Regions from separate parts of the Homo sapiens genome. Here region 1 is linked to region 2. A link is a contact called in ENCODE Hi-C or POLR2A ChIA-PET data. All regions are on one chromosome and are shown on one strand. Each heading gives the region's core, a stretch centred on a gene start or an enhancer-like site at or near the end of the contact. The rest is flanking DNA. Distances are from core to core; before and after follow the strand shown.

What was found. A loop is a pair of places that touch in the nucleus more often than their neighbours do. ChIA-PET counts read pairs that join two places held with the same protein, here RNA polymerase II (POLR2A). Pooled maps may share reads with other maps.
Region 1: a loop to region 2 is called in a map of ascending aorta, with 4 times the contacts of the local background. The contact joins the promoter of PRKACA here to the promoter of RFX1 in region 2. A Hi-C loop is called at or near these places in 4 of 168 maps with a recorded cell type or tissue (CD14-positive monocyte, ascending aorta, gastrocnemius medialis and 1 more), 3 of 37 single-sample maps with no recorded cell type and 22 of 50 pooled maps. POLR2A ChIA-PET finds 5 or more read pairs at or near these places in 9 of 52 experiments (A673, H1, HepG2 and 6 more).

Annotation. Positions count from the first base shown.
Region 1 is chr19:14,116,287-14,121,759 of GRCh38, reverse strand. It overlaps PRKACA (protein kinase cAMP-activated catalytic subunit alpha), which reads left to right and starts at 3,998. Exons shown (of 10, transcript NM_002730.4): 1 at 3,998-4,258. The coding sequence starts at 4,213. LOC124904642 (a long non-coding RNA gene) reads right to left here and starts at 3,546. Exons shown (of 2, transcript XR_007067144.1): 1 at 2,569-3,546; 2 at 2,196-2,451. ASF1B (anti-silencing function 1B histone chaperone) reads left to right here. Exons shown (of 4, transcript NM_018154.3): 3 at 52-228; 4 at 1,095-2,248. The coding sequence ends at 1,301. RefSeq lists silencers at 3,378-3,937, 4,348-4,417.
Region 2 is chr19:14,003,888-14,009,241 of GRCh38, reverse strand. It overlaps RFX1 (regulatory factor X1), which reads left to right and starts at 2,922. Exons shown (of 21, transcript NM_002918.5): 1 at 2,922-3,139. RefSeq lists enhancers at 2,112-2,639, 2,640-3,167, 3,168-3,696 and silencers at 2,891-3,070, 3,121-3,500.

The DNA.
Region 1 (5,473 bases), core at 2,749-5,248, 110 kb before region 2:
CATCGAGGCATGGCTGTGGCACTGCTAAGGCCTAGGATGTGTCTCCCCTAGGCCGACGCCCCCAACCCATCCCTCATCCCAGAGACTGATGCCGTGGGTGTGACTGTGGTCCTCATCACCTGCACCTACCATGGACAGGAGTTCATCCGAGTGGGCTACTACGTCAACAACGAGTACCTCAACCCTGAGCTGCGTGAGAACCCGCCCATGAAGCCAGATTTCTCCCAGGTGGGGCCTGTTTCCACTTCCTGCTTCCCACAAGGCCGTTCTTTATACTTGGGGGGAGTTCAGCCATTCAAATTGAGAGTCAAGGTCACTTCTTAAGGTTTTCAAGTAATATTCAGTTCTTACAGTACTGTGTTAGAAGAGGAGAAAAAGACCTTTGTCTCTCAAAGGCATGTCTTAGAGAATTAAGATTAGGCCAGCCTGGGCAACATAGTGAGACCCTGTCCCTAACCCCCGCAAAAAAAAAAAAAAAAAAAAATGAGCCAGACATGGGTGGTGTGCTCTACTCTGGAGGCTGAGGTGGGAGGATCGCTTGAGCCCAGGAGTTTGAGGCTGCAGTGAGCTCAGATCGTGCCACTGCATTCCAGCCTGACCAACAGAGTGAGACTGTCCCTTAAAAAAAAAAAGTCCTGGGCCAGGCACAGTGGCTCACGCGTTGTAATCCCAGCACTTTGGGAGGCCGAGGCTGTAGGATCACCTGAGGTCAGGAGTTTGAGACCAGCCTGGCCAACATGGTGAAAGCCCGTCTCTACTAAAAATACGAAAATGAGCCAGGTATGGTGCCTTGCACCTGTAGTCCCAGCTACACAGGAGGCTGAGGCAAGAGAATCGCTTGAACCCGGAAGGCAGAGGTTGCAGTGAGACGAGATCACAGCATTGCACTCCAGCCTGGGCAACAAAAGCAAAACTCCGTCTCAAAAAATAAATAAATAAATAAATAAATAAGGTCCTGGCCACAGGTGTTTTCTGGAGTTCCATATGTAGGTTGCTCTTGCTGGGCTTGAGATGGGTGATTGGGGGTGTCCTGGCTCTATGGGACCAAGGAGAGGGCGTACCTACAAGGGTTGACGTTCCTCTTCCTGCCCCAGCTCCAGCGGAACATCTTGGCCTCGAACCCCCGGGTGACCCGCTTCCATATCAACTGGGACAACAACATGGACAGGCTGGAGGCCATAGAGACCCAGGACCCCTCCCTGGGCTGCGGCCTCCCACTCAACTGCACTCCTATCAAGGGCTTGGGGCTCCCTGGCTGCATCCCTGGCCTCCTCCCTGAGAACTCCATGGACTGCATCTAACTGCAGGAACCCAGAGTGTCCCAGCACGCCGGGAGGGGCAACCAGGCCTCCCAGCGAGTCCTGCAGGGCCCATCTAGAGGACTTTGGGGGCCATCAGCTGCAATCCAGGTCTGTCAAACTCAGCCCCTAGGAAAGAACAGGCCTTGGGTCTCCCCTAGTCCTGGCCAGAAGGATGATCTCGCTTTTCCTCTACAGGCCTATAAGAAGCAGGTACTTCAGTTCTAAATTCTGACTTGTGTTCTTTTCGTCTTCATAAATTCTAACTAAGGCCACTGTGCCACTGTGCACCCTTGAGTACCATTGATCCAAAGCTTTCCCACAGACCTCCCTGGCCCACCTAGAGGCTTTCTTGGTCAGTGCCTGTCAAGGCTCCAGTCCTGCTGAGCCAAAGGCTTTGTCATTCCTTTCTCTTCCTGTACATCTGAGCAGACCCACTCCAGCTTTCTGGTGTCACAGGCGGGAATGTTAGTTAGTAGGTAGACTTAGATCCCATTTCTGTCCTGCTCCCAGGAAGATTCTTAGGTCCTCTTCAATCCAGCAGCCCCTCCCAGAGGTGTGATCAGCAGGATGCTGAGGAACCATGTTGCCTTTCCTGTCAATCACAGCCACCTTCCTGTTATCTCCTAAATGGATCTGGCTTTTCCTGGAGGCTGCCATGGTTGGAAGATGGTATCAGAGGGCCTGCCTGGGCAGTCTGTCTCCGGGCCAGGGTCAGGGACCCTCTGCCTCTGGCAGCCTTAACCTGTCCTCTGCTAGGACCAGGGTGATTTCAAGCCAGGGAAGCAACTGGGACCCTGAAAACTGTCCCTCCCCAGCCCGCTCCCCCTCTCTGTGCCCTGGTCCCCTTGCTGCCATGTGGATGCTGTTGTGATTGCTGTTTGTATATTATCAAAATGTTTTTATATTAAAAATGTTTGGTCTGAAAATTAAAAGCACTTCATTTAGAATGATTGTTTGTGCTTTTGTCTCTGGTGGACTGAAGCAACTTTGTCCACTCTCCCCCAGAAGTGGCCTCTTGCCCTGTCCAGTGGGTTGGCTGTCCCACGTCTTCTTTCCAGCTTCCTACTCCAGTCTTAATTGGTTCTACAGTTGTATTCCAGACTGAGGTTCCAGGAGGGGTTTTTCTTTGTCAAAACTTAAACCAGCTGTCCTGCAGATAGATTATAATGAGTGATTTTTCAGACTTTGCCCTTGACCCACAGGAAATTAACATCGTGATCCCAACACACAAACAGCAATGCTTTTATTAAATTTTACTAAACCTTACCATGTATCTATCCATCCAGAGGCGGAGTGGTCAGCCATTTCCCCATAGTTCACAGAAAGGCTCTGACTCTCCCTCCCTGGAACTGTGGTTGATCTGGGAACATGGGGGCAGACAGCAGCTGGAGAAGGTGGAGGCTATTCAAGTCGAAGCAGCAGATCGGCTTGTAGTTAAGCCCAGCTAGCCCTTCCGAGTCGGGGTGACCTGGCTTCTCCCCTCCCCTGACCCTCTCTTAAGTGCTTCTCAATCAGGAGCAGTTCGGCCCCGCAAGAGCACATTCACCAATGTCAGGAGACAGCGGTTGCCACAGCCAGCAGGAAGATAGAGGAGGGGCTACTGGCATCCAGTGGGTAGAGGCGGGGGATGTTGCTCAACACCCAGTGGTGCACAAGACACCCCCCAGCAGAAAATGATCCAGCCTCACCGTCAGTAGTGTCGCAGTTGGGAAACCCCGACTGTCCTCTGCTAAGTGTGTACTGAAAGAGGATCCTGAAGGAAGGGGCAGGTTCCCTTCGCATTGCCCAGACAGGAAATACAGACGGGGAACAGGAGCAGGGAATCTGCCTGGCTGTACCCCAGATTCCTCATCTGTGCAATGGGAGTGATGATGGTAGCACCTACGCGATGGGAGTGTGGTGCGAAGGAGCGTTAAGTGGGTGCCAGCTCTTACTACTGGCAGGAGCCCAGGGCTAGGGCCCAGCAAAGGGGTGGACACTGAGCGCCCCTTCCCAGCCACCCCTTGCGCCGGGCCCGGCATCCTCCTGAGTGCGGCTGGGAAAACCCAGGAGGCCCCGCGGCCTGGCCCCCAAGCAGGCCTGGCCTCGGCCGCCCAGCGCCAGGCCTTATGAATGACGCCGGCGGCGGCCGGGCGACCTCTGACCCGCGCGCCGGCCGCGCCCCTCCCCCGCTGGCAGGTGGACAGCGGCTGCGCCGGGCAGGCCGCGGCGCCAACTCCGGCTGGCCGACAGCCGCTGCCGCACTGAGCGGGGGCGGGGGACTGCGGCGCGCGCGGGGCCGGCCGGGCGCCCGCCGGGGCCGCCTCCTGAGCCTCGGAGCGCTGCGCGGCCGCCAGCCAGCCTCCGCCGCCCCGCCCCGCCGGCCCGGGCCCGCAGACTGCGTCTCCGCCCCGCCCTCTCACCCCCGGATTGACACTGAGCGTTCTGCTGGGGGGCTTGGCGGACCCGGCACCTCCGCCAATCGGCGGCCTCGCAGGGCGGACCCCGGGCCCAGTCCAGCGTCTCGGCCAATCGGACGCGTCTGCCCGCCCAGCTGCGGCCTCGCGAGCGAGTGAATGGCCGAGAGTCCGCGGTGCGTGTCCCGAGGCTGAGAGCCTATAGTGGCGCGGGAAGGTCGCGGGAGGGCCAATGGGAGGCGGCGCTGAGCCGTCAGTCAGGGCGGCCTAGGCCAATGAGCGGCGGGCTGCGGGGGCGTCACAGACAGCGGCAGAGATCTTGGGCTGAGGTTCCCGGGCGGGCGGGCGCGGAGAGACGCGGGAAGCAGGGGCTGGGCGGGGGTCGCGGCGCCGCAGCTAGCGCAGCCAGCCCGAGGGCCGCCGCCGCCGCCGCCCAGCGCGCTCCGGGGCCGCCGGCCGCAGCCAGCACCCGCCGCGCCGCAGCTCCGGGACCGGCCCCGGCCGCCGCCGCCGCGATGGGCAACGCCGCCGCCGCCAAGAAGGGCAGCGAGCAGGAGAGCGGTGAGTGCCCGGGCTGTGACCCCGATCTTGGCCCTGCGCTGCCAGCCCTGGCCTTGTCCATCATCGCCTGGCCCCTCCCCCTACGGGGCCCCTCATCCTCTCTGCCTACCCCCCAGCGCCCCTTGCCCCGGCCTGTCCAAGGCTGGGGCCCGCGGGCCCGCAGAGTACCCCCTGTAGGGGTCCCCTTCCCCTAGGGCCGCCCCATGCTGCAAAGACCGTGCTCCCCCCCAGCTGTCACTGCCAACCATGGCACGTATGACCGCTGGGGCCCCACATGGGCCCCTGTCACCAGCCTACCCCCTCCTTTCCTGGCCCCTCTTCCCAGATTCTAATCCCCCCACTTCCTCACTCACCTCTCTCACCTATGGGATCCTCTGCCTGACCCCGACCCAGGTTTCTACCAGTTTGGGAATGCGATGAGGTCTGTCTGCCTCCACCGCGCAGGGACCTTGGCCACTTGCTGACCACACCCCTCCCCCCTCCAGCCCCCGCCATCTTTCTCCTGCCCTTTCCCTCTTCACCTTAGCACAGCCCCCCCTTCCAAACCCATCCTGCCCCCTGAACATTTCCCAGAGCCACCTCCAGCATTATTTTTTTCTTCTGTGTCACTTGGCATGGGGGACAGGATCTTTCTGGGTCCCTCTGCCTCTCTCATCCTGTCACTCTGTCATTCTGCTGCTCTGCTTGTGCTCCGTCCTCCAAGCAAGCGTCTGTCCCTGGCTGGGGTAGCAGACTGTTTATGAACGTAGAGAATTGCTTCAGTGCTTCCAAAGCCAAGTTTGAGCTGGTCTTGTTGGGATTCATTGCATCCTCTTTCCTGCGTTGGGGTAAGGGGGTGGTGGCAGAGCCCCCTCTCATTTCCTGTCTTGCAGTGAGCTCTAGGCTCCATGGAGGGCCCCTCAATAAATGGTCGTTTCACAACTGAGGCTCCGTCATTCACCCAGTCCCTGGGGCTTCTTCCACCACTCCTGGCTTGGGATGAAAAGTGTCTGGGTTTAGCGAGGTTCATTCGGTTCTAACTGAGATGGTCAGAAAGAGCACTGGGGAGGAGGAGGCAGTCAAAGAGAGTAATGGGTGACGTCTAGTGATTTGCTTTGACGTCTAGTGATTCTGATCATTCCCAGGGCTCAGCCAGAGAGAGACCTGTTTCACCCACTTGCCCACACATTAGGTTGGTCTTTTCCAGCCAGCCAGAGAAAGAGATTCTCTATCTGG
Region 2 (5,354 bases), core at 1,673-4,172:
CTCTCTGGGCATCCATTGCCCACCTGTCAAGAGCGGGGAGCGTCCCACTTTGCTGGGTTCGCTGGGAATTATGTGGCTATTATTACCTCTACAACCTTATCTCTCCTGGCTTTAGCAGAAGTTCCTGTTCCCAGCTTTGAAGGCAGTTCTCTCCCCCCGTTTTTTTTTTTTTTTTTTGAGACGGAGTCTCACTGTGTTGCCCAGGCTGGAGTACAGTGGCGCGATCTTGGCTCACTGCAACCTCTGCCTCCCAGGTTCAAGTGATTCTCCCACCTCAGCCTCCCCAGTAGCTGGGACTACAGGCACGTGCCACCACACCGACCTATTTTAGTATTTTTAGTAGAGACAGGATTTCGCCGTGTTGGCCAGACTGTTCTGGAACTCCTGAACTTGGCCTCCCAAAGTGCTGGGATTACAGGCATGAGCCATCATGACCGGCCCCTCCACCTGGATTTATGAGGCTTGCTTCGTCTCTCACCACTCAGGCTCATTCTGTGGGACATCCCCCCTCAGATAACACTGGCTACAGCATCCTCTCATTCTCCTACCCCACTCTCTTATGTTGCTCTCAGGACTCTAAGGAGCCTATCTTACAATTTATCTGTTTATTGTGTATCCCATCCTAGAATGCAAAGGGAGTTGTTTGCTTTCTTTTTTTTCCTTTTTTTCTTTTTTTTCTGAGACTCAGGCTGGACCACACAATCATTGCTTACTGCAGCCTCTACCTCCGGAGCTGAACCAATCCTGCCAGCCTCAGCCTCCAGAGTAGCTGGGACCACAGGCACATGCCACCACGCCTAGCTAATTGCTTTTTTTTTTTTGAGACAAAGTCTCGCTCTGTCGCCCAGGCTGGAGTGCAGTGGCAGAATCTTGGTTCACTGCAACCTCCCCCTCCCGGGTTCAAGCAATCCTCCTACCTCAGCCTCCGGAGTAGCTGGGATTACAGGCATACACTACCATGCCCAGCTAATTTTTGTAGAGACGGGTGTCTTGCTTTGTTGCCAAGGCTGGTCTTGAACTCCTTGGCTCAAGCAATCTTCCTTGCTTGGCCTCCCAAAGTGCTGGGATTACAGGTGTGAGCCACCATAAATGAAGTCACCTTTCTTCACTTGTATAGCCCAGGGCCTTGCACCGAGGAAATATAATGTTGGTTGAATTAGGAAACAAACTTAGGTGGAGTCACTTTCTGAATGCCACACAGCAGGGCTGGCATTAGACTTCAGGGCTGTCTGAGCCTGTTTTCTTTTCCCCTTGCTGTTCTAGGGCCTACCTGGGATGAGAATGCAAAATTTAAGAGAAGGCCAAAGAGCTCAGTCATAAGATAATTGACATTTAAAACATAAAAAGTAGGCCGGGCGTGGTGGCTCACGCCTGTAACCCCAGCACTTTGGGAGGCCGAGGCGGGCGGATCACGAGGTCAGGAGATCGAGACCATCCTGGCTAACACGGTGAAACCCCGTCTCTACTAAATATACAAAAAATTAGCCGGGCGTGGTGGCGAGCACCTGTAGTCCCAGCTACTCGGGAGGCTGAGGCAGGAGAATGGCGTGAACCTGGGAGGCGGAGCTTGCAGTGAGCCGAGATTGCGCCACTGCACTCCAGCCTCAGCGACAGAGTGAGACTCCGTCTCAAAAAATAATAATAATAAATTTATTTTAAACACAAGATCTGACCCTGAGCTTGCATAACGCATCTCACCTTAATCCCTGTGTTGGCGGATCCTGTCTTTATTTAAAATTGTGATGTTTTGTTCATCATAGATTTATTTTTTCCCATTAATTTGGATATTTAACAAATATTGAATTAGAAGATTATTTATCTTGATGACTGAGTTTTTGCTCCCAAGATGTTCACCCTAGTCCGGGCCCTGTTTCTGTCTCTTCTCGTCCTGCAGCACCCAGACAGTCCCTTGAGGAAACTGAGGCACAGAGGAGCGTATGTGTGGGAGGTGTGTGTGTGTGGCGGGGGTTGTGGTGAGCTCTCCTGGGCGGACCAAGCTCCCTGGGCTGGGTCGGGGCTGACCTTTGCTTATCTACCGCGGTTGAAGCCGCGAATGAAGTCCCCCGCCTTGCAGAGACCTTTCCCAAGGCGGCCGCACCGCCTGCGGGGCAGAGATAGCCGCGGTCACCCCGGCAGCGGTGACCTTTTCCGGCTGGAGGGGACCGGGAGGCGGGAGAAGGCGCGGCGGCCGCGCTGTCTGGCCGGCTTGGGCGGAGGAGGATGTCACCCCAGCGGGTGGGAGCTGGGATCGAACCCCGCCGCGGCCTCCCGCTTCCACCCAACCCCGACGGGGCCATGGGCAGTGGGGAAGGGGGACGCGCGCCCAGTGACGTCATCGAATCCCGAGTCCGGCCTTCGCCGCTGTCGTCACAGAGGGGCTGCGCTGCGTCACTGCATTCCTCCCCTGACGTCAGCGCAAGAAGCCAGAAACTGGCCCACCGAGCGAGAGAGAAGTCTGGAGCGGAGTCTTCCTTTCTCGCCTTTTTAATTTGGTAAGACATGTAAAGTGTACGCAAGAGCGGACTACAACTCCCAATCGGCCTTGCGTGCCGAGCATGCGCACGGCCTCCAGCCAGAGAGCGCGGCAAACCTTTGGTAGATTGACGTCCCTTTAGTCGAACCAGGAGGCCGGTTTTACATCGGCAAACCAATCCCGTCCTCACGAGTCCTACCCCTTTATTCTTAACCAGCTGCTTCCCTGCCGGAGTGACGGGCCCGGCTGCCTTTGAGGGTTCAGTTTCTTTTGATGGACATTCATACTGATAAATCAGATCGCCGGGAAGTCCAGAGGGTGTTGAAAAGCGTGCATCGGAACTAATAGTTTAGCTGCAAGGCCTGGCGCCGTCCAATCACTTCTCCGGCCGCCGCCAATCACCCCGGGCCCCGCCCCCGCGCGTGACGTAACTAGGGTGGGTAGCAACAGTTGCCCCGGTGAGGGAAACGGAGGCGCCATAGCCACGGTAGTCGTGGCGACCAAGCAACCCGGCAACGCGAGTCAACAACAACAACCGCCCGGCCGACCCCCACCCCCACCCCCCAGGCCCGGCCCGGGGACCCCAGCACGTCCCGTCCCCTTCCCAACATCGACTCCGAGACCTCCGAAAAGCGTTTCCGCAGACAGAAGTGGGGAGAAGCGGAGGTAACCAGGGCGGCCCCGGGGTGGCTGGCCGGGCCGGGGTGGGCGGCGGGGCCGGGGCAGTAGGTGTCTCTGTAATCACAGTCCGGGGGGAAGGGGCGGGCGGTCAAAATGGCGGCGGCGACTGTCTGGACCGTGGGGGAGGGGGCCGGGGCCCGGCTGGAACGACACCACCCGCCCCCGTCCCCGCGGCCCGGCCCCCGCGAGGGGCGGGCGCTCGCAGGCCCGCGGCGAGTGGAGGTCGGCAGGCCGGGGCGGGGGGCTTTTATATGTCGGGAGCGCGAAGGGGCGGGCCTGGGGAGGCTGGGCCAATGGGAGCGAGGGAGGTACGAGGCGGGGCCAAGGTGGGTGGGCGGGACCAGGAGGGAAGGTATGGGCGGGGCCGGCTGGGTCTCCCCAACCTCCACCTCGGGAACCAGGGTGGGCAGCCACCACCCGGTCCGCCTTCCAGATCCTTAAGCGACTCCCTTCTTCCTTAAGAGCTTTGCAGTTGTCCCAGGACTCAGAACTTGGACAAGTGCCTGTCCATCTGAGGCCTCAGTTTTCCATCCTGTAAAATGGGGAGAATCATTGACATCGCCCTTTTCCTGCAGTACCGGGACTCCTCATTCCTTCCAGGAATTTTACTTACGGCTTATCTTTGAACCTTTTCCTCGTATCTACCGTTTCTGAATGTGGTTTGATAAAATAACTGTCAGCTAGTCCTGATTTCAACACTGCAGCCCACTCCTAAACCTGCCACCTTCTCTCTGGGAGGAAGCAAAGAGGAAGCAAAGTTTCATGGAGGAGCTAGGAGTCGATTTGGCTTTAGCGTGGAGGATCTGGTTTGCAGAAATCAAAGTCCATGGTAGGGAGGAGTGACCATGAGGGAATGCTTTAGAGGAACAGAAACCTGAGTGCTTTTCTCTGGGCTGCTGTTTGAGACCTGATGTTTCCTGGTTTGAGGTTGCGGGGGTTTGTTCCTGGAGATGGAACGTTTCTGGGTCCTGCCCATCGAGGTCTCCCCTACTGGGAATGGGGGAGCAAATGAAGCCTGAGGAAGTTTCTTAGATTTTTTAAACCCGCTTCTCTTGGCCAGACACATGTTTTTGTGTCAAACGAGTGTCAACCGAGTCACATGTCACTGACAAGGTCCCAGCCTCTAGGGCCACGTGGGCAGGAGCGGTCAGAGGGAAGGGGAAGCTATCCATGTTTGTGAGAGGAGAATCTTTGCCACTGCTTTTTAGGGTGACAATATCCTGCCAGCTCGGGGAGGAATTTTTTTTTTAAGTAGCCAGCCAGGCCAAGTCTAGTTGGCTTATTCTCCGTCTTGCTTTTGAGCTTAGTGTCGGTGTGCAAACTGCAGCCATTTCCTTTTAAATCAGTCAATACATTCCAAGGAAAAGGATCATTTCAGGCTTTTTCCCAAGAGTTTGAGATTGGTCTGGTGGGGGTTGGCGGGTCCTAACTTCTCCAGGTACTTTTTCTAGGCCTGGCCCTTTTTAGAGGAGGCAGGGACTCTTTGAAAGTTAGGACAGGTGGAGATTAATTTTCAGTAAAACAAACAAAAAAGCTAGAAATGCCAAGTTGCTAGACGGATCATCAGCACTTTTTTTTTTGGAGACGGAGTCTCACTCTGTGGCCAGGCTGGAGTGCAGTGGCTTGATTTTGGCTCACTGCAGCCTCCGCCTCCCGGGTACAAGTGATTCTCCTGCCTCAGTCTCCTGAGTCGCTGGGACTACAGGCGCTCGCCATCATGCCCGGCTGATTTTCGTATTTTTAGTAGAGACGGGGTTTCACCATGTTGGTCAGGATGGTCTTGATCTCTTGACCTCGAGATTTACCTGCCTCGGCCTCCCAAAATGCTGGGATTACAGGCGTGAGCCACCGCGCCCGGCTAGCCCTTCTTAAAAAAGCTAACTGAGCAGGCTGGGCGTGGTGGCTCACACCTGTAATCCCAGCACTTTGGGAGGCTGAGGTGGGCGGATCACCTGAGGTCAGGAGTTTGAGACTAGCCCGGCCAACATGGTGAAACCCTGTTTCTAAAAAAATTAGCCAGGCGTGGTGGCACATGCCTGTAATCCCAGCTACTCGGGAGGCTGAGACACAAGAATTGCTTGAGCCTGGGAGGCGGAGGTTGCAGTGAGCTGAGATCACAGGCCACTGCACTCCAGCCTGGGCAACAGAGTGAGACTTGTCTCAAAAAAAAAAAAGCTAACTGAGCAGAAAGTGATGTTAC